2 separate regions of the Homo sapiens genome follow, and region 2 is linked to region 1. Evidence: read pairs that join two places in POLR2A ChIA-PET (ENCODE). Cell type or tissue: GM12878. All regions are shown on one strand. Links, peaks and the distances in the headings refer to the core of each region. The heading gives the core; the rest is flanking DNA.

What was found. ChIA-PET counts read pairs that join two places held together with the same protein. Peaks named below come from ENCODE experiments on the same cell type or tissue, not always from the same donor. Only the 100,000 strongest peaks of a DNase experiment are listed, where the experiment ranks them.
Region 2: POLR2A ChIA-PET joins it to region 1 with 8 read pairs; 5 of 35 experiments call an interaction of 5 or more read pairs at or near these places.

What each region holds. Positions count from the first base shown.
Region 1 is chr12:92,489,828-92,492,753 of GRCh38, reverse strand. No RefSeq gene overlaps it. Among named protein-coding and RNA genes, the nearest start is that of LINC02397, 25 kb to the right of the region's middle. RefSeq lists an enhancer at 315-454. In GM12878, for the core only: no CTCF peak of the experiment used is centred there; no DNase peak of the experiment used is centred there; H3K27ac peaks cover 950 bases.
Region 2 is chr12:92,351,402-92,354,327 of GRCh38, reverse strand. The region is part of intron 2 of LINC02391 (long intergenic non-protein coding RNA 2391); the gene reads left to right. The region is part of intron 1 of LOC105369902 (a long non-coding RNA gene); the gene reads right to left. Among named protein-coding and RNA genes, the nearest start is that of LINC02391, 11 kb to the left of the region's middle. In GM12878, for the core only: no CTCF peak of the experiment used is centred there; no DNase peak of the experiment used is centred there.

The DNA.
Region 1 (2,926 bases), core at 254-2,753:
ATACACAGAGACACTCATTGTTGAGTTGTTGTCTTATAACTAGGGACCACCGTTTATACTCAAGGTAAGTGCCCTTCTTTTGAGGGCTTGCAGATAGTATTGGAGGCTATATATATATATCTGAAAGGATACAGTTTGCTACTCACTACTCACTTCCCAATAATCATTCTCTCCTTCTTCCCTAGTAACAGAACCCTGGGCAATGGCCAAGCTGAAAAATTACATTTCTGAGATTTCTGTGCAGGTAGATGGGGCCATATGTCTATATCTGGCTAGTGAGATGTAAGCAGAGGTGACATAAATAGAAAAGAAAGTACAAGCTCTTCTACTTGTTTTTCTTTCTGCTCTTTGGAAAGCTGTTGTAAAAACAATCAATTGTGGACCATGAGGGGCCTTGTAGACAGAAGTCACTTGTGATGTAAGAGAAAGATAGATGAAGCCTGGCCCCAGATGACTTTGTGGACCCTATTCCAACCCCGGACTGCTACTCTGCACTTTTTTTTTTGTTAATGTGACAGGATAAACCCTTGTGTGTTTAAGCCATTGAGCTGGGTCTCTGTTACCAATGGCAGAAAACCATTCTGATATACTAGTTCAGATATGACATAGAGTGTTTTTCTCAATTCTATTGATTGCAAATAATACAAGCCCAAATTAGCATGTTTAAGGGGGAAAAATACTTTATTTGAAGGCGACAAGATATCTGGTGCAGTGCAGTGTGCTAAATATCAGAATTGACTAAAAGAAGGAACTGGAAATCCAAGAGAAACTACGGCCTTATTAAATTATCTCTGCTCTCGTGTCTGGTGCCTTTATGTCTCTGTTTCTATGTCTGTGTTCTCTCCTTCTCTCACTGCATTGTTTCTTTATCTCAACCTTTCTACCTCTGTGCTGTGCTCTGTCTCTACAGACCACCTTCTCACTTTTTCTGCTCCCATTTGTAATATCTCCACTAGAGTTCTGGAGCAGTAGCAGCAGCAGCAGCACAGTCTTCAATACCACCAACCAATTTCATAGAATCTTAATATCTCAATTTTACTTTCCCAAGAAACTAACAATAAGTAATTTGTAAGGTGAAAAGATGTGGACTGAGCTGTAAAACATAGTTTCTAGGGCACATTCCTACTGGTTGGTTGGTTGGGATATCAGAAGGAGGAGAAGAGAGAAATTCTCAAAAGAGTGCTGGACACAGGGCAAATATTCTTGTGTGTGTTTGTTATGTGTCGTCAAAGGGAGTCTGAACTAAAGAATGTAAATGTGTCCATGTAAATCCCTCATTACTACACTCATAATTTGCCAATACAGACATATATTATTTCCATGTATTCTGGAAGTTTTAGTGATTTCACATATTTATCTCATTTGGAATACCTCCTACCACAACGCTTGTAAGAGGTAGGAATCATTATTCCCATTTTACAGAAAAAGAAAGTTAATCAATTAAAAAGAAGCCACAGCTAGTAAAGTTGCAGATTCAAGACTCTGGTTCAAGTTGGTCTTGAAAGTCCAAATCCACATTTGTTCCACAACACTTCATTCATTGCCTACAAAAAAACTCTATCATTAGTTCTCAAATACTGGCCTGAAAAGCTGCTTTATTTCAAAACAGTTTTTACTGACTCTGACAATGCTAATTGTTAATGGTAGTTTGATGTTATTTTGTTTCATATTTTGTCTTCTTGTCTAATGGAACATTTAGGAAGCCTAAGTCTAGAAACCACTAAATTACATAAACCCAGCTTACATTGAGTTTAGCATTAAAGCCCTAACAAGCACACTCAAAAACTGAGCAGATGAAAACGCTAGGGCCTATGACAAAAAATATAAAAAAAGAATATATTCAGGCCCTTTCTATTCATCTGGATGACACAAAATGGTTGAGTCTGTTTTGTTCATTCTCAGATGATTGAGGGCAGATTGAGCTCACAAGAGCTCAAGGGTTACAAACTTGCTGAATTCACTTAGACTTTAACTCATTCATCCAATATACTTTTAAAAAAATGCATTGGTGCTTACATCCATAGCTTAATCTAGTCTTTTAAAAAGCTATACGATAACATTCAAAGATTCAGAATTTTTTTTTTTTTTTGAGACCGAGTGTCATTCTGTCTCCCAGGCTGGAGTTCAGTGGCATGATCTCAGCTCACTGCAACCTCTGCCTCCCGGGTTCAAGCGATTCTTCTGCCTCAGCCTCCTGAGTAGCTGGGACAACAGGCATGTGCCACCACATCCAGCTAATTTTTGTATTTTTAGTAGAGACGGGGTTTCACCATATTGGCCAGGCTGGTCTCGAACTCCTGACCCTGTGATCCGACCGCTTCGGCCTCCCAAAGTGTTGGGATTACAGGCGTGAGCCTCCATGCCTGGCCAAAGATTCATATTTTTATATAATTTGTCCAAGACTGTATGTGTCTTATTAACAAGCAGCAGAAAAAACAACTGGCATAGGCTAAAACACTAGCAGGGTATTTGTTGGCTTACAGAGCTGAAAAAACCAAGTAGATTGGGATTCAGCTGATGAACTAAAGTGGCTATCAATGTCACCACAAACTCAGTTTATTTCCATAGATCTGCCCTGCCTTTCAAGGTAGCATCCTCTTTCTAAGGCTAACTCACCTCACATTAGCAGTATGACAGCCAACAGTTCCTAATATAATGATCTTTATCTTTCACCATCAGTGATTGCGCCTTGCCTTGTAGTTCTGTCAGAAGAGAAATGATTTTCTATTCCAGAGACCCTCACAAAATACCACCTGAGCCTCATTGGTCCAAAGCGGTCATGTGTTCACCTTTAAATCAATCAAAGGCCAGAAAATTGGGCAGTGATGATTGGTTTAAAGCAAACAAGATCCGTGGTTGTAGCTGAGAATGGGGTGAATTCCATTCAAACTGCATGGCTAAGCAAGGGGAAAATCAGTCTACTAAT
Region 2 (2,926 bases), core at 253-2,752, 140 kb after region 1:
ATATGCATCATTCCACCATCACTGGCCTGCTGGTGTCTGCTGATGTGTTCTTCTGCCCCTCTCAACATCCAGCCACTTGTGTGTGTGTCCACTAGGGTCTCGGGGTTTTTATGGGCACAGGATGGGGAACGTGGCTGGCCAAAAGACAACTTTTTGGGCATGAAAACAGAAATGCCTGTCGTCATTTAGGTCCATGGGCACAGGCTCAAGGATGGAGCCCTAGCCAGGGACCCCGCCCTTCTTTACCCAGCACTTCCCTGCCCCTTCTCATATCAATTTAATCCAGGCTTGGCTTATCTGACCGCTCATATCCTAGCCACAGTTGATACAGGGATGTTCCTGACTAAAGACAGACCAATGACAGTACCCCCTGGAATGCTGCTAGAGTTAAGGAAAAGTTCTTTTGTTCCTCTTGGATCCTGAGTTGTAAAGAGCATATGATCCTGCAACTGCTAGTGGCCATCTCACTATCATGTATCAGAGTTTTGCCTGAAAATGGAGCCATAACATTATTTGAGCACCCGGATCCAGCCATGTTGAAGACGCTTTCAGTTACATGAGTCCATTAACATTTTATTCTTAAAAAGCTAGTTTGATTCTATTTCTACCATTTGCTATCAAGGAGTTTCAACTAAGGCGGGTAGCTATTACCATCTCCATGAAGCTCTGAGAAATTAAGTCACTTGGCTAAGCTGGCTCAGTAATCGATGAAACAGGATTCTAAAGTAGGGTAGTCTGGTACCCACATCCATCTTCTTTTCATTACACTATGCTGCCTGCCAAAACCAGTGAAAATAAATTGATGGAAATCATGTCGATTTATCATTAGGCTTTCTAAAATATAATATTCCTACAAACAGTTTCCCTGTCCCAAATTTCATGCTAATTCCAACTGGTAAATTTATGAAGCAAAGTCATTACTCTTTGTTAGAGAAATGTTTTCATATATACGAAACTTTAAAGAATATTTCAATGAGGCTTGTCAAATTCTTTTTTGAATACCTACTATATAATGGATTGGGATTAATTGTTAACAAAGAAATTTAATAAAGAAACAAATGAAAATAGCAGTCTATACAGAGCATAGCATATTTTTAAGTCACTCTATTCCAGGATCGGAGGTAGTAACACCATAAGCCCAACATCAATAAAATGCTATGACAGAAAGGGGTGGTGTGCCATAGCATACCAGAAATAAGGGTAGTATTTCTAGGCAATAGAAATCACACAGGATTAAATGTGAGGCAATGTGAGGAGGAAGTTCTAGGGCAGTGCTATTGAATAAATCTTTCTACAGTAATGAAAATGTTCTGCTGGGTGCAGTGGCTCATGCCTGTAATCCCAGCACTTTGGGAGGCTGAGGTGGGTGGATTGTTTGAGTCCCGGAGTTTTGAGAACAGCCTGGCCAACATGGTGAAACCTTGTCTCTACTAAAAATACAAGAATTAGCCAGGCGTGGTGGCACACGCCTATGTTCCCAGCTACTCAGGAGGCTAAGGCTGGAGAATCAGTTGAATCTGGGAGGCAGAGCTTACAGTGAGCCAAAACTGTGCCACTGCACTCCAACCTAGGTGACAGAGGGAGGCTCTGTTTAAAAAAAAAAAGTGTTCTATATCTTTTCTGTCTAGAAGAGGATCTTATCTTTCCAGTAGCTACATCTGGCTAGTATCTACCATACTAGTGAGGTAGTGTGGTAGCTGTTGGGCACCTGATGTGTAGCTAATTCTACTGAGGAACTGTATGGCTAATATCTACCATATTGGCCAGTGCAGTTCTAGACAAATAGGCAAATAACACAAGAAAATATATAAGATAGGAAGAATGGAAAGCACAGAGTTTACGTGAAAGATAAAGTAAGTTGTCTACCTCAGCTGGAATTGAGCTTATAAGGAAGTCAAATGAGAAATAATATTTGGTGAAGTTGAGTGGATCCAGATTATGAAAGACTGAACATTGCTTTGGGACAATCGGGAGCTTATGATGTCTCCTGAACTAAGAAGTGTTATGTTCAGTCCTATGCTATGGGAAGATTAAACAGGCAGGGGTAGCTATGAAGAACCAGAAAGGTTACAGAAGTAGAGATGCTACATGTGAGACCACAGTAAGAGTCCAGACAAGTTAATGAAAACCTGAACTAAGACAGTAACAAAGGAAATGAAGGAAAAAGACAGATATGAAACATATCTTGAAAGTAGAAATGAGAAAATTAAGAACTGATTGGAAGAGTTGGAAAGCAAAGAAGAGAAGTGAACTTTGGAGAACAAAAGATGAAAGAGAAATTATAAGAGAAATAGATTTGGTAGTACAGCCATCTGATTTAGAAATAATATTCTGATTTTTGTTTTAGATCTTTTAGGCTTAAGGTGCCAATGTTAGAAATATAACTATATCATTAAAGAGAAATGTTAGAAAATGTGGTAGAAATTTAAGGACCATCCGCATATAAATTAGGGATCAACAAACTATAGCCCTCAGGTCAAATCCAGCCAACTGCCCATTTTCTCAATAAAGTTTTATTGGAACACAGCTTCTCTAATTTGCTTGTATATTATCTATAGCTGTTTTCTAGTATAAAATGAAGAGCTGAGTAAATGCAACAGGCTGTTAGGCACACGAAGCTGAAATTACTTACTATCTAGTATAGAACATATTTGCTGCCTCTGATATACACAGTAGAAATCACCAGAACACATGAGATCCTAATAATTTTAATATAAGAAATTCTAGTATTCACTGGAGTTTAATAGAATACTCTGTTTACTCTTATCATTACATTGGCACATCTATAACATACTAATATTCGGAATAAAAATACAGAGTTCCTCTATGATCCTAAAATATCTCTTGGATCACCAAGAAAAAATTATTCTCCATATAAAAATACTCCTAAATATCATGTGTTTTTGTCTAGATATTTGGAAAGCGG